Regions from separate parts of the Homo sapiens genome. Here region 1 is linked to region 2. Evidence: read pairs that join two places in POLR2A ChIA-PET (ENCODE). Cell type or tissue: Caco-2. All regions are shown on one strand. Links, peaks and the distances in the headings refer to the core of each region. The heading gives the core; the rest is flanking DNA.

What was found. ChIA-PET counts read pairs that join two places held together with the same protein. Peaks named below come from ENCODE experiments on the same cell type or tissue, not always from the same donor. Only the 100,000 strongest peaks of a DNase experiment are listed, where the experiment ranks them.
Region 1: POLR2A ChIA-PET joins it to region 2 with 11 read pairs; 3 of 35 experiments call an interaction of 5 or more read pairs at or near these places.

Annotation. Positions count from the first base shown.
Region 1 is chr14:77,465,234-77,473,563 of GRCh38, reverse strand. AHSA1 (activator of HSP90 ATPase activity 1) reads right to left here. Exons shown (of 9, transcript NM_012111.3): 6 at 7,897-8,025; 7 at 5,380-5,481; 8 at 5,056-5,107; 9 at 4,092-4,487. The coding sequence ends at 4,315. Among named protein-coding and RNA genes, the nearest start is that of AHSA1, 11 kb to the right of the region's middle. In Caco-2, for the core only: no CTCF peak of the experiment used is centred there; a DNase peak (open chromatin) is centred at 4,253.
Region 2 is chr14:77,276,707-77,284,986 of GRCh38, reverse strand. It overlaps POMT2 (protein O-mannosyltransferase 2), which reads left to right. Exons shown (of 21, transcript NM_013382.7): 14 at 1-37; 15 at 1,114-1,190; 16 at 4,524-4,595; 17 at 4,907-4,966; 18 at 5,059-5,164; 19 at 6,118-6,258; 20 at 6,479-6,593; 21 at 7,506-8,280. The coding sequence ends at 7,611. Among named protein-coding and RNA genes, the nearest start is that of NGB, 9.6 kb to the right of the region's middle. In Caco-2, for the core only: no CTCF peak of the experiment used is centred there; no DNase peak of the experiment used is centred there.

The sequences.
Region 1 (8,330 bases), core at 83-8,082, 190 kb before region 2:
CAGGCCCACGCCACCACACCCCCGCTAATTTTTTTTGTATTTTTGGTGGAGGTGGGGTTTCGCCCTGTTGCCCAGGCTGGTCTCAAACACCTGAGCTCAAGCAGCCCACCCACCTTGGCCTCCTAAAGTGCTGGGATTACAGGCATGAGCCACTGCGCCCAGTTCGAGGCTAATTATTTTTCAGCAGAAACTTTTAAAAGTAACAAGACAGAGTAATCCCAGAGTCTGCTTTCTAAGGAAACTGCTAATTCCCCTCCTTTCTAATATAACTCACTTTGGCACTTAAACGTACTGTCTTAATCTATATTTAATGGTTTTCTATTACCCATACTGAATTTAGCCAACCCCATTTTAAATCTGTACATTTAAAGTGGCATGCTAAATTGCTACCGTGTCAGGCCACAGATGAGAGAAACTAAACAAAAGGGGCTGGGGAGTGGGTCGGCTATGAAATTACATTTATTCGAGCAATGCAAAGGAGAAAGACACTGCGCAGGTGGCTGCAGGCTTTAGGAGCACCTGTGTGTGAGGAGCAGCGCCAACGGCGGGAGCAGTGAGCCTGATGAAGGGAGGGTTTCCAGAGCAGCTGGTATCAGAGCCCAGAGGAAGCCCATGAAACCAGAGGGTCCCTCCACTCCTTTCTGTTCCAGTGTCAGTCACATCACTGGCTTGACTAGCTGTTCTTCCTGTCCCCAACACCAGGAGTTCATCCATGGCCATGAATCCAGCATGAACACCACTGACTGTTTCTACCTTAACAGCTACCCCAGCAACCAAGATGGTTTTGCCCAATTTTACCCCCTCTGGTTAGCCTCACAAATGGCCCTAGGCTAGGCAAGACTGGTCAGATTGAATGCTTCCTAGAGTTTTAGGTAACCAGCAGTATAGAGTCTGCTGACCTCTGTCAAGAGGTCTTTAAAGAGAAAGAATGATTAGATCCTTTGCCCCATTAGTCACAAAAGGGACCCAAATGTGCTGCTGTGGCTCCTTTACAATGAGGTTTTGTTTTGTTAATATGTTGAGATGCTTCTCAAAGTGCATCCCTGATATTAGAATCACCTGGGGTATTTATTAAACTCTGTTTATGGGCCACACCCCACACCCACTGAGTAAGAATCTTTAGGAGTGGAGTCCACTTTTGTGCATTGTTCTTCCTCTCAGGCATGGAGAGCTCTTAGCCCAAGATACGCAATTTGGATTAAAATTAGCCAGCTTTTCAAAATAGCATTCTGGCTTAAGGGCAAACACTTGGGCTTTTGAATGGATTCAGCAGCGACTATTTGCTAAATGACACCAGGTGCCAGCGTTTCTACATGTATCATCTCGAACGCTCTCACAAGACACCTATTATGCACATTCTACAGATAAGGATATTCACCCAATTTGTTAGGAAGTGGAACTTTTACTATTCAAACACAAAGTCGAAGTCCACAGTTTTATTTCTAGCTATGCCATTTGCTTTTTAGGTCCAGATGGCTTACCAAAATGTTATCAGTAAAATGGCAATGGTAAGAATTGAATAGCCATCAATACTGGCACGTAATGGCAACTGCACATGTCACATGGCAGGCACTTAGCCTGGTGCCTTGGGTTTAATGAACATATTGGTCATCTCTACTTGATTGATTCTAAGTATTCTGGAACTGGTAACTTTCCAGCCAGGTGTGTGTGAAAAGGCTCATTTTTTCTTTTTCTTTTTCTTTTTCTTTTCTTTTTTTTTGTTTTTTGAGACTTGCTCAGTCACCCAGGCTGGAATGCAATCAATGGCGTGATCTTGGCTCACTGTAACCTCTGTGTCCCAGGTTCAAGCAATTCTCCCACTCAGTCTCCTGAGTAGCTGGGATTACAGGCACCTGCCATTATGCCCAGCTAATTTTTGTATTTTTAGTAGAGATGGGGTTTCACCGTGTTGGCCAGGCTGGTCTCGAATCCCTGACCTCAGGTATCTGCCCGCCTTGGCCTCCCAAAATGCTGGGATTACAGGCGTGAGCCACTGCGCCTGGCCGAAAGGGCTCATTTGTTTGTTTGTTTGTTTGTTTGTTTTGAGACAGAGTCTCCGTCGCCCAGGCTGGAGTGCAGTGGCTTGGTCTCGGTTCATTGCAACCTCTGCCTCCCAGGTTCAAGCGATTCTCCTGCCTCAGCCTCCCTAGTAGCTAGGATTACAAGTGCCCGCCACTACACCCGGCTAATTTTTGTATTTTTAGTAGAGACAGGGTTTTGCGATGTTGGCCAGGCTGGTCTCGAACTCCTGACCTTGTGATCCGCCTGCCTCGGCCTCCCAAAGTGCTGGGATTACAAGCGTGAGCCACCGCTCCCAGCCAAAGTCTCATTTTTTTTTAATTAATTTTTTTTTAAATTGTTTTTGAGCCGGAGTCTCGCTCTGTCGTCCAGGCTGGAGTGCAGTGGCATGATCTCGGCTCACTGCAAGCTCCGCCTCCCAGGTTCACGCCATTCTCCTGCCTCAGCCTCCCGAGTAGCTGGGACTACAGGTGCCCACTACCACGCCCAGCTGATTTTTTGTATTTTTAGTAGAGACGGGGTTTCACCGTGTTAGCCAGGATGGTCTCGATCTCCTGCCCTCGTGATCCGCCCACCTCGGCCTCCCAAAGTGCTGGGATTACAGGCGTGAGCCACCGCGCCCGGCCCAAAGTCTCATTTTTAATCGTCTCTGTTAGGAGTCTGTTAGGAAGGGCCTGTTGATTTGATTCAAGCTAGACTCCAGGTTCTTCATCAAAAGGCGTCATTTTGCACCCCTAGGAGGCAGATGTAATGTCAAACTAGATGTGGATTAGTTCAGCCCAGCACTCTTGTAATTCAAGCCAAAGATGGCTTTGGGAAGTGTAAATGAACCAGATCTTGAACTCTGCTTTAACCAGTTTTAGCCTGCAAAGTCTTGCTGCCACCCAATAAAACAGGCAATAAACAGACGAAGGAAATAGCTGTAGCTGCAGGAGGTAGCGTCTGGCTTAGAGAGCACTGACTCCCGCTGGGGTGCAGGAAGTCAGGGCGAGGCTTGTCCAGGAGTGACTCTCCCTGTTCAGGTACTGTTACCTCTTCCTGCAATGTGGCAGTCTGAACCCACTATATCCCCAACACTTGGCTCATGGTCAGTGCCCAGCAAACTTAATGGTACCACATATTGTTAAATAAAGACAACAATTTGCTGAGTATGGGCTCTGCAGTTACAGTCCTTGTTGCAAATCTCAACTCTGCTTGTTGGATCTGGGTGTTAAGAAATCCAAGGCTCACCTGTAGCAAATATGTTATGTAAAATACTTGTTTTTCAAGACAGTCTTATTCTGTCACCCAGGCTTGAGTACAGTGGTGCAATCTTGGCTCACACCTTCTGGGCTCAAGCAATTCTCGTGCCTCAGCCTCCTGAGTGGCTGGGATTACAGGCGTGTGCCACCTCATCAGTTAATTTTTGTATTTTTAGTAGAGATGGGGTTTCGCCATGTTGGCCAGGCTGGTCTTGAACTCCTGGCCTCAAGTGATCTACCTGCCTCAGCCTCCCAAAGTGCTGGGATTATAGACCTGAGCCACTGCGCCTGGCTATATGTAAAATACATGTATTTAAAAGCCAAGGCTTAATTAAGTTCTTGTAAAACAAATGACAACAGTACCTACTGCGTATTATAGAGATCAAATGAGTTAATGCAAGTAAACAGTGTAGTGTCTAGTACTCAGTAACTGCAATGTAACAGAAGCTGCCACAAGTTAGGAATCTCCCACCTTCCCATATCCCAAACCAGCATCTGGTGATCACTTATCTTTGCAAGAGGGTAAGAGGCCATGGGCAGTGCAAAGTGAGAAGTCAACTGCACTGGCAGTAGAGGCATAGTGTTAGCACTCCCTACCCAAGTACCAACCCTCCCCTACTGTTATGGGTAAAAAGGCAGAAACTATTTACTAGTAAGAAAGACTAGCTCAGGAATGCCTGGTAGTGAGAAGCAGGCTCTGTGCCTCTTAATTACCTACACTTACCCAGAATAGAGACAAGGCTGTCCACCCTGTCCTTCTTTTTTGAATTCAAAACCTTCAAGGGAGCTCTCAATACCAGCCACTCAATCAACATAGGTTCCAGACACGCATGTTTTTTAAATTATGTTTATTTAGCATATGTACACATAAAAGAGAAATTGCCCTCTGAACCCACCCAGCAGAAAACATGCACAAACCCAAGGTATATGTGGAAGGGAGGGGCCCCGGCCCCAAGTTAGCAGCTGGGACGATGCAATCCTGTGAGTCGCAAGCCCCAGTCAGGAGAGAGCTGGACTGAAGTGTCCAGCAGGCTGGAGTCCCCTGCCGCTGGCCCTAAAATAAGCGTGCGCCATAGCCAAAGGTCTGTTTAATGCCCTCAAAGTAGTACCGCTGCCAGCCCTGTCGCGTCCGCTCTTCCTCAGGAGCAGGGATGCCTCGACCTTCCATGCACAGCTCAGTCTCTCCGTTCTTGTCGATGAAGGTCAAGGTGATGGTGGCAAAGTGTCCTGGGAAAGGCAGAGGGGACGGAGGTTTCATATCTAGGTTTCCATCTGAGTTTAAGACTGGGGCAACCTGGCTGGGCGTGGTGGCTCACACCTGTAATCCCAGCACTTTGGCAGGCTGAGGTGGGCGGATCACCAGAGGTCAGGAGTTCCAGACCAGCCTGGCTAACATGGTGAAACTCCATCTCTACTAAAATTACGTGGGCGTGGTGGCATGCACCTGTAATCCCAGCACTTTGGGAGGCTGAGGCAGGAGGATCACTTGAGCCCAGGAGTTCGAGACTAGCCTGGACAATGTAGTAGGACCCCATCTCTACAAAAAAAGTAAAAAAGTAAAAAAAAAAAAAAAAAAAAAAAAGCTGGCATGGTGGCACACGTAGTCTCAGCTACTTGGGAAGCTGAAGCAGGAGGATCGTTTGGGTCTGGGAGGTTAAGGCTGCAGTTTGCTGTGATTATGCCACTGCACTCTAGCCTGAGTGACAGTGAGACCCTGTTTCCAAAAAAAAAAAAAAAAAAATTACAGCAAAGAGAAAAAGTTCTGGGGGTAATGGCAATAAATATGTTTACTTACCCTCTGGCCAAGATTTAAACCTCCACTTCATCACAATATGTTTCTCAGGGACCTAAAATAATCAAACAGCTCAGTCTATATTATATACTACAATGTACCCAATCCTAGCTAGGATCAGTCATCTGCCCTTCATACGGAGTCTACCATCTGTGCAATTATATTACTTGCAAGACAGTTCAAATCACAGCCTTTTTTTGAAAAACAAAATGTTTTATTAACAAAGAGATTAAAGCCTTACATTTTACCTATAGAGTTCAGAAAAAGAGAAATGTCACTCATCTGACCAGAGGCAATAACCTGAGTCTAGGGCCGGCAGGTACTCACCAGATCAGTAAATTCCCCAGAGACGTTGCCATCTACCATGTGGAACTTTCCACCTCTGTCTGCTTCTAATGTTGCAGGAGCATGGGTAAAGGCCTGCACCAGCTGCAGGGAAAAAAAAAAAAAAAAAAAAAAAGAGGCAGAAGATACATGGCTTTCAGTGGGACCCAAGGACAAATGCCAGCTGAAGGCTGCATGCCTCAACTCTCATTTCCACCAGTCTGCCCCACAGGCGGGTCCAGGGTGTCCCTCTATTCTGTTTTAATACCAGCCAGGACTTGACTTCGGGAATTCTTTCTGATCTGATGATGCCATTACTTTGGACCCGTTTACTTTTATTTATTTGAAATTGTATATGGTTCAGAAAGATATAAGAATGAGCTTATGAAAGAAAATTCTCAAGTAAATGTTTGAGACTTCTATTATCATTTCTGAGAACATGTCCCAAAATAGATCTATTCCATCTTTTATTTTATTTTATTTTTTTATTTATTGAGACGGAGTCTCACTTTGTTGCCCAGGCTGGAGTGCAGTGGCGCGATCTCGGCTCACGCAACCTCCGCCCGTCCAGGTTTTAAGCAATTCTCTGCTTCAGCCTCTGTAGTAGCTGGGATTACAGGCGCATGCCACCATGCCTGGCTAACTTTTTGTATTTTTTAGTAGAGATGGGGTTTCACCATCTTGGCCAGGCTGGTCTTGAACTCCTGACCTCGTGATCCACCCACCTTGGCCTCCCAAAGTGCTGGGATTACAGGCGTGAGCCACCGCGCCCAGCCCTTTTATTTTTTTTGAGATAGGTCTCGCTCTGTTGCCCAGGCCGAAGTGCAGTGGCATGATCATGGCTCACTGCAGCCCCGACCTCCTAAGCTTAGGTGATCCTCCCACCTCAGCCTCCTGAGGAGCTGGGACTACAGGCGCATACCACCATACCTGGCTAATTTTTGTATTTTTTGTAGAGACAGGGCTTCACCATGTTGGCCAGGCTGGTCTCAAACTCCTGGGCTCAAGTAATTCACCCGCCTCAGCCCCTCAAAGTGCTGGGATTAGAGATGTAAGCCACTGTGCCTGGCCTACTCCATATATATGAAATCAGTATCATTTTGCTGTGTTCGATTACCCAACGGTGCCGCTTTTACTTTTAATAAGACTTTACTATTTTTTAAAGTAGGTAATACGAATACATGGTACAAAATTAAAAATAAACAGAAGGTTAAAAATGTTAGGAATCCTCCCATACAAAAGTATTTTAAAACTCTGAAAACTTTAGCTAGTTTGGAAGCAGAGATTCAACTGAAGTCTGTGTTGAAGTGCTAAATTCAATTCACATGAAGACCACAGCTATGCTGCTAAGTCCTTCAAGGCAGCAGGCACCAAGTAGAACCAAGTTAGCCATCGAATGCAGTCTTTGGCATAGCCAGGTCATAACACATCTCTGGAGTCAACTAAGATAACTTTCTGAAGTACAGTACAATTTTGTTTATACACATCTTTTTAAATTTCTAGAAAACCCAGTCCATTTAATTGCTTCTCCAGTTCTTGGTTTTCTAAGGGGGAGAGAACTTATCACGAGAGTATTTTGGGTGCAGGCGCACAGACATACTAACACCCATATACTACATGGTACCTCTTAATTTATGGCTGTATTTACATTTTTGTTTAAAAAATAAGATCTTGAAATTTTGTCCCAGAGTATATGGGAACTTCCACATATCCTAACCACCTTTACTATCAGATAATAAAGCTGAATACGGTCATGTTTCTCAACTCCACACTATAGCAGCAGAATGGCACAAGTCAGCTGTGCAACACAAAGAAGCCAGGAATTCTTCTGTGCTACAGAGTAACCAAGAATGGCCATTCACTTTTCTAGTAAGATTCACTCAGTGGTTTCTACTTATATGACCCAAAACTGGAACAGGCACGGTAGTGTGCACCTGTAGTCCCAGCTACTCAGGAGGCTGAGGAAGGAGGATCGCTTGAGCCCAGAAGTTCAACGTTAGTCTGGGCAACATAGCAAGACCAGGTCTTTTGTTTTTAAAATAAATAAATATGGCCGAGCACAGTGGTTTGCACCTGTAATCCCAGCACTTTGGGAGGCTGAGGCAGGCAGATCACTTGAGGTCAGGAGTTTCAGACCAGCCCATCTCTACTAAAAAATATGGTGAAACCCCATCTCTACTAAAAAACATAAAAATTAGCTAGGCGTGATGGCGTGTGCCTATAGTACCAGCTGTTCAGGACGCTGAGGCAGGAGAATTGCTGGAACCTGGGAGGCAGAGGTTGCAGTGAGCTGAGATTGTGCCACTGCACTCCAGCCTGGGCAGGTGACAGAGCGAGACTCCGTCTCAAAAAAAAAAAAAGAGAATAGAGGGAGGGAAAAATTCACTTTGATGAAGGCCTCATGGCTCCAGTTGTGAGTTTGTGAGTACCTCTTCTGTACACTGCTGAAGGGATATGCCCCCAACTCAAGTCACCTAGAAGGGCAGATGGCATGAGGCCTGAAGGACAAGACTTACTTACCTCTTGGGTGGTAAACACTCTATAGAGCTCCTCTGGTGACGTCAGGAAGGTTTCCTTAAGAGTGATCTTACAAGTGGGGATTTTGACTCCAACAGGTCTGGCCTGGGTTTTTGAAGGAGCAGGCTTAGCCTGTGAAGGTGGCAGTGAAAATGATCAATACAGAGTAATGATACAACCTCAATCAACGTGGCTTCAGAGACAGTTGTACCATTCATTCTCATAAAAATGTTCACCTCCAAGGGTAATTATTCCAAGGGGTTTGAAGGGAATTTGAGTGTGTAGGTGTTTCAGTCATGAGGGTAATGATTCTGGAAACCTCCTCAATTCCCAGTAAAAATAACCACTCTACAAGGAAGACCCTGATAGTCAAATAACAAATCAAATCATTGAGATATTTTTGAAGAGCTCAGTGTAATTCTCAAACAATTTCTATG
Region 2 (8,280 bases), core at 1-8,000:
TCCATCTGGAATGTGGAGGACCATATCAATCCCAAGTGTGAGTGAGGTCACTTTCTGGGCTGGCTCTGGAGGGAAGCATTTATAAGAAACCCTTATCTTAGAAAAGTAAGCGTTTGTAAACTGTGCTATCCCTTCAACTTGCTGCTGTTTGTTCCTTGTTAACACTCTCTTTCTATGAGTTGTCTGTACCTACATAGCATACTCCTTTTCCTTCTCATCCACTCCCTCCGTAAACTCCTCTCCCTAAAGTGGCCAGTGGCCATCTGCAGATCCATCTGTCTCGTCTTCCTCTGGGCTCCTCTCTCCCCTGCACCATGGGCACCTCCCCAGCCTCCAGGCTTGGAGCAAGCTGCTACTTTCCCTTTATGCCTCAGTGTAGAGTCGCTCCCCCGCCCCCCCACATATCCAGCCAATGCTTTTATAGAAAGTGACTGCCACAGCCCTGATCTGTGCCCCACATCTCTACACCCAAGCTCCAATTTGATATTTCCACTGCGTTGTCAGCTTCAACTCAATAAGTATTTGGATTCATCATCTGTTTTCCTAAACTACCCACCTCAAGCTTATGTGTGCCTTCATTTTGTTCTTCTTCCCACCTAATCTAGCCAAACCCACTAATCAACTAATTCAACAACTCTTTATCAAGTATGCCAGGAACCACATGGGGCCCTGTGGACATATTGGCGAGGAGACAGACTTGGTCCCCATCCCGACAGCAGCTGCTCCAGGCGTCCAGAATGATTTATTCCTCATTCCCAGGCCCTTCAAAGGGCCACAGTGACTCGGGGGCTGTGCAGCTGTCCCTTATGCCTAATAGGAGAGCAGCATTTGAGCCAGTACCACAGTGAAAAGCAATGGTGCTGGGAGCTGTTGGAGCACCAAGCAGGTGAAACCTTGTTGTCTATTTCCTTTGCATTTCTTAGAATGCCTGATGAGTTCTTCATACAGCTAAGTAAATGATCAAGAATTGGGCCAAGCTTTCTTCTGTCTCCTCAACAGTTGTGAACTTGTCAGCAAGGCTGCATTTGGATTCTGGTGGGAATGTGGACACCATGGACAGACTGAGGAAAGAATGTATGACAAAGGCTTTTCTCCTGCATTTTTTTCCCCTAGTGCCAAACATCAGCCTGGATGTGCTACAGCCCAGTTTTCCTGAGATCTTGCTGGAATCCCACATGGTCATGATCCGGGTATGTGTCCCCTTCTCATTTCATGGCGTCTCTAAGAGCTTTTGGGCAGCCATGAATTTGGATCACAAGTCAATGCCATGCTACAGATCCATTCCCCCTTGTGGAGGAATTTGAAAGCATCTTTACTACGGTTTTCTGTGATCCTCAAAGGCATTTCCCTCACCACAGAATGAGGATGGTGGTGATGATGGTGATACCAGTGACTGCTTGTACAGCTCATGTGCCAGGCACTACGCTAAGCACTATACTCATCTGATACTTATTACAATCATATGGAGGTTGCCATCATTCCCAGTTACAGGAGAGGGAACTGACATACAAAGAGGTCAGGGAACTTGCCCAGGGTCACACAGCTAAGTGTAAGAGGTAGATCCAGCCCTCAGAGCCAGGCTGGTAGGCTTTTAGAGTTACTGCTAGTTACCACTACACTCCTTCACCTCTAAGTGATTTGTGAATCTGCCCAAGTGGCAGAGCCCCTGAAAATCATAGTGCTCTTGGTTGAAGATCATGAGATACTGATAGTTCATTCCATCATATGAAATCAGGATCAGTTAGGATGGATAGCTAATTTGAGTGTGTTGTTTATATGCAGCATGAAATCCCAGCCACGAGCCCACTCATATTCCTGGACAGAAACTGCTTAGGCAGGGCATGATTGATTCTTTTTAAGGTTTTCTAAGACATTGTTTGCACTCTCTATCATTAGTAGCTGACAGCAGTTGTAGCATCAAAGGTTTAAGAAAAATTCAGAGAAGAAATCTTTAAATTGAGAAAATTCTACTCACTAGCTTAAATTTTCCCCTGCTGTAGTCCTGCTGTTTAGTGGAAGACCCCCTTATTCTGGCTTATGGAAAACCTGTGTTCTGCAGGAATAATGTTTAAGAATCACTATCTCAAGCCAGATATGTGATTATCACTCTACCCACAGCATTGCAGGGAGGTGTAGCACTTGTTATTTTTCCCCTGGTAAGCCATTGTCAAGTGGACTTCCCTGGAAGTGATTATGTAAGCAGTACTCAGTACATATAGTTGACTTATTTCACCAGATTAAATTTTAAAAATTCAAATTTTGTCATTTTTGCGCATTGGGAGGTGATAAGTTGACATTAAGCATCTCTGGGTCACTTCCTTTCTGACTCTCTGCTTGTAGCTGTCACTGTGGCCTGATGACATAGCTCTTTTGAACATGTGCCTGTCAGTCAGAATATCATTCTGGGCCTGGGTCAAATTTTAAGACTAAATCTACGAGTTTCATTTTGTCTTTCATTATCTAAGAAGTAGAGTCAGAGAAGAAAAGGGAAGTAATGAGAGCTTTCTTATTCAGCCAACAAAGAGTCAGGGAGGGGAGAGAGATGAAAACAGTGAGTCCAGACTATAGAAACTGCAGGGGCAGGGCTCTTCCGCTGGCTGAGTAGTGGCCCGGGACCTGGAGGAGAAGGCTGCCTTGCCTGGTGCAGTTACAGGAATGAGCCCATCCAGATTTCAGCCATAGAGAACAACTTACAAGTACATATGCCTGTGATGGTTGCAGATTTTTCTTTCCTCTTTTAGTTTAGCAACAGAGCAGGATTTCTCAGAGTTTAATGTAGTGAATAAGATTCCCTTGGCTTGGTACAGTTCTGGCTGGAGTCCTTGGGTTTGGGACCAAACTGTACAATTTGAAGGAATTGGTTTCCCTCAGCAACTGCCGCAGGGGTCCAGAATGATTCATTCCTCATTCCCAGGTCCTTCAAAGGGCCGCAGTGACGCTGGGGCCGTGCAGCTGTCCCCTTTGTGTCTGATGCCCTGGATGCACTTTTGACCTTGGAGGCACAACCTCTCCACCATGTAGAGGCCTGTAAACTATTCCCAGCCCCTTGCTGAACTGGATTCATAAGGCACTGGGTGGCAGTCCACTGAACTTTCTGGGTCTTTCTTAGGCTATACCAGTGGTTCTTAATTGAGGGTGATTTTGCCTCTCGGGACTTTTGGCCATCTGTGGAGAAATTTTTGGCTGGGAAACTGAGGGGTTGAGGGTAGGAGTGCTACGGGCATTCAGTGAGTGGAGGCCAGGAATGCTAAACACTCTGCAATGCACGGGACAGTCCTCACAGCAAAGACTCATCCAGCCCGAAATGTTGGGAGTGCTGAGGTGGAGAAGCTCCGGCCTAAGTCATGGCAGCTGACTCCCCTTCTGGGGAAATGCCTTTTCAGTCTGTCCCAGTGATAAGGCAGAACCCAGTCCTAGTGGTTAATATCCTGGATCCTGACCCTACTCCTTCCTGTTTTAGCAAAGACCTGGTTTGCCCTGTAGAGAAAGGTTAGCAGATGTTCTTGGCTGCTGGATTAGGGAGGCTGAGTCTGGGTCCTTCAAACCAAAGCATGCATTAGGGTTGATTTCTCTCCCAATAGATGAAATGTGTTCTTGGAGGGCAAAATATCTAATTTTTTATGTATAAAGCACAAGTAAGATGTACAGTATAAAGTATTAAAATGTCATGGAGTGTGTTTAGGGAGAAACTTGTCTACAAAGGCTCCTGGTAGAGGGGCAGTAGTGGAAAAAAAAGGTGGAGAAGCACTAAGCTAAAGCAACCTCTTCCAAGTCTAGGCACGCATGAGAGTTTCTGCTTTTCTGTTTGAAATTGGCCCCTGAAGGGAACAAATAAGTAAGCCTTATTATTTATTTATTTATTTATTTATTTATTTATTTATTTATTTATTTTGAGACTGAGTCTTGGTCTTTTTGCCTAGGTTGGAGTGCAATGGCATGATCTCAGCTCACTGCAACCTCCGCCTCTTGGGTTCAAGTGGTTCTCCTGCCTCAGCCTCCCAAGTGGCTGGGATTACAGGCACCCACCGCTACGCTCAGCTAATTTTTTGTATTTTTTAGTAAAGACGGGGTTTTACCATGTTGGCCAGGCTGGTCTTGAACTCCTGACCTCAGGTGATCCACCCGCCTCGGCCTCCCAAAGTGCTGGGGTTACAGGCATGAGCCACTGCACCCGGCTGTAAGCCTCATTTTATATCCCCTCTCTCCCACCATTTTCACACCTTGTCCTTAGCTTGGCAGATGGGTATATATTTTGTGCCCATTGGAACAATTTCCTCTTTCCCTTCTTTTTCCCTAGAAGGTTGGAATGGACCCCTTATGGGAGATGGAGGCTTGTCTGGGAGAAGTAAAGCAAGTGTCGTAGGTAGGCAGACAGCAGCTGCCTGATTCTTCCCTGCAAGGGAAGGGAAGGAGAGAAGGTTCTGCTCGGCGCTTGGCCCTATATCAGAAAAACCTGGGCCCCACATTTCTGTCAGCCCTCTAGATCTCTGTCTTGACTAGCTTTCTTTGCTACCTTCATGCAGGGGAACAGTGGCCTCAAACCCAAGGACAATGAGTTCACGTCCAAACCCTGGCACTGGCCTATCAACTATCAGGTAGGATCCAAGGCTGGGGCTCCTCCCAGGAAATGGAGCCAAGAACAAGAGCAGGGAGACCGGTGGAGGCGGGGGTGGGTGTACTAGGGCGGCAGGGCGAGGGGCCTCCTGGGATGGGTTGGCCAGAGGTGGGAGTATCTGTTTTCTGCCCTAATTCTGACCCTGCTTCCCAGAGAGCTCGTGTAGAATTTGCCAGCCTGAGGTTCGTGTCCAGGCTCCCTGTCTGTGGAAGGTGACCATCTTCCTCCCCCTAATGGGTGTGGCCGAGGATGGGCTGGGCCTGGGTCAGCAGGGTGGTCTCTATTCCACAGGGCCTACGCTTCTCAGGGGTCAATGACACAGATTTCCGAGTCTATCTGCTTGGCAACCCGGTGAGTGCCTAAACATTCCCGGCTCAGGCCCTGGAGCACTTGCCCGTGGAGAGCGGCTGCGTTCTCATCTGCCCATTCCCATTTCTGCACAGGTGGTTTGGTGGCTGAATCTGTTGAGCATCGCCCTCTACCTCCTCTCAGGGAGCATCATTGCTGTAGCCATGCAGAGAGGGGCACGGCTGCCAGCGGAGGTTGCAGGTCAGGTCCTCTGGGCTCTCCCTCCCCTGACCTGGCGGCAGCAGGGCACCTGCACCCCTGGGGAGGGCCGGCTGCCTGCTGATGGGCCATCCTTTGCGTTTACCACCCCACACCTTCCCTTATCCTTTGCTTTTGAAAGGTAACAACCCCCAAGTACCCAGTGCTGTGTTAAACACTTTACTTCCTCCCAACAACACTAGAGCGTTGGCTATTATGACCCCCATTTTATGGATTAGGAAACCAAGGAACCATGAGATTAAGAAACTTGCCCCAGGACATACAGCTAGTAAGTGATAGAGCTGAGGCTCAAACCCGTGCAATCTGACTCCACAGCCCTCACTTTTAGCCCCATGCTGTGTACAGAGCTGCCCATCTTTTCTGCCACCTCCTTGTTCCATGGCCCTGTCCTCTCATGGGCTAGAGAGGAGCCTCCAGGGTTATTGAGTTCCCATCCCAGTGCTGTTCTTGGTAACTTTGGCTGCCAGACCATGGGCCACAGCACCTGAGACAGTCACACAGGCCCTTTTGCCTCTGCAGCTCTCTGTCTGAACAGTCATAGTCCCAGACACCTCCTCACTCCATCCTCACCTGTAACCTCACCTTAGCGCCTGTCTGCCGCTGCAAAGATCTGTGTGGCAGCAAAGATGTGGGAGGTGGAAGTAGGGAGTGAAGCTGTCTGCAGGCGCAGAAGGGTTTCTTTAGAGGCTGGGCTGCCTCCTGCTGGTGCTTGGTGCACCTGCCATTGGTGCCCAGGCCTCACTAGGCTGGGCCCTGACCAGAGCTCTCGAGCCCCAGCTGCTCCTCTCCAGTTTCTGTAGCGTGGTTTGGGTTGGTCCAATGAGGTGATATGACATATTCAAGGTCACACAGCAAGGAAGGGGCAGAGCTGGACCAGAGCCTGGAATCTCTGCCCGCTCCTTGTCTTCTGACTGGGCTGTGCTGCTTGGGCCCAGGGTTGTCCCAGGTCCTGCTTCGAGGAGGCGGCCAGGTCCTGCTCGGCTGGACACTCCATTACTTCCCGTTTTTCCTGATGGGCCGGGTCCTCTACTTCCACCACTACTTCCCAGCCATGCTCTTCTCAAGCATGTTGACAGGTCAGTGCCACCCACCTGGACTTGGGAGACAGAGCAGGTGGAGGGCGGGCCACTGTTGGGCAGCAGTGCTGGGAGTGACTCTGCTCCTTGACGGGAGGCCACTGTGGGGCAGCAGTGCTGGGAGTGACTCTCTGCTCCTTGACTTGGAGTGCCTCCTTCTTCTGTAGCCCAGAAGTCACCCCCTGCCTGGCTGACTCCAGGTTTCTCTCCTCTCCTCTAGGCATTCTGTGGGACACCCTCCTGCGGCTCTGTGCCTGGGGCTTGGCCTCATGGCCCCTGGCGAGGGGCATACATGTGGCGGGAATCCTGAGCCTGCTCCTGGGAACTGCCTACAGGTGAGCATCTCTGCACCTCACATGCCCTCCCAGTGTGGGCTCAGCAGTGCCTCAGCCCTGATGCATTCGAGAATCCCCTGCGGTGCTTTTAACACCACCAGTGCCCATGCCTGGAGGTTCTGCGTCACCCAAGCCCAGGTGGGGCCGTGGTTTCCAGAGTCCCCCAGGTGATCCTAATGTGCAGCCAGGTAGGAGAAGCAGGGCTTAACTCTGCCTTTTCCCCTTCTGCCGGTGGTTCAGCTTTTGTGCCATCCCAGCGCACCTGGAAGGGTACCCCTCTAGTGACAGTGACTCTGTGCCAGAACAGCTCTCAGAGGGGGAGTGTGGGAATGGGGGGCAGGGAACCCCTCTTTAGTCACCATGGCCCCCTGTCAGAACAGCTCTCCGGGTGAGGGAGGGGGGAACCGGGGGGCAATGGGGGACAGGGCACCCCTCTTTAGTCACTGTGGCCCCCTGCCGGAAGAGCTCTCGACGGGTGGGGTGGGAAGGGTGGGAATGGGAAGTGTGTGGCTGAGTGGCTGAAAGGGAGAGTTGTTTGGAAGGCTCCCCGCTTCCCCAGTCCCTGGCCTTGGTGCTGGGCCTGTGGCCTGTGAGCACATGCCTGCCTAAGAGGGTTACATTCACATGTTGACAAACACCCCTGGCCAAATAGCCCATGACAAGACCCCTAGAAGGGTTGCCCTCCTGGGCCTCTTGGGAAGAGCCCTTTCCATGATTGTCATTGAGTCAGCATCTACTAAGCTCTCCAGCTACAGTGTGCCCCAGTGGGACTCAGACAGACAAGGCCGTGAAAGAGAACCGGGCTTGGCGATGGGGAATTTCTCTGGAGCTCCAGCAGGAGGAATGGAATTCAAAGCCCCTCAGCTGAGGCACTGGGGGTGCCAACTGCCTCCTACTGGTTCTCTCTCACAGCTTCTACCTCTTCCACCCTCTGGCTTACGGGATGGTTGGTCCCCTGGCCCAGGACCCCCAAAGTCCAATGGCAGGACTAAGGTGGCTGGACTCATGGGACTTTTGAGGCCACTGCAAAGATTCCAGCCTGGGTCCAGGAACTTCCCAGGAGAGCCAGCTGGGAAGCAGTACTGGACCATCCGGCCATGAGGAAGCTGCCTAAGGAGCCCGAAGAATTCTGCTGCTCACCAGGACCCAGCTCTGGGAGTGCAGCTGGAATGGAACCCAGCATTGGAGAGAGCCGGGAGAGAGCCGCAGCTCCGTCCACAGCACCACGGAGAGGACAGCGCCTCTTGGGCTGCTCCCTCGTGCACAGCGCAGGGGAGGATGGGTGCCAGAGGGTGGGAGTGGGTGCGCGTGTGTGTATGTGAGGGCATGTTGTCCATATCCCTGTGGAATACAGACCGTGTAACTGGACAGCTGAGTGTCATAAACTCTAAAATAGTCCAGGCTATAGTAATATTTTCTGGTATTTTTTTCTGTTGGATTTCTTTGGTTTTGGTTTGTAAGATCCATCAAAAATTCTCAGACCTCTGAGAGGGCCTTGAGGGCAGAGAATACTGACCTCACCTTGGGATGTCACCAAAGGCAGAGCAGATGGGACTGTCAAAGTTGTGCTGCCCTCCCTCCCACAAACAAATGAATCCAGCGTGGAGGAAGGCGCGCCGCCCCGAGCTGGAGGGCCTGGCTCCCACCATGCCCCCCAGTGGCTGCAGGTAGCTGGACTTCCTGCCTG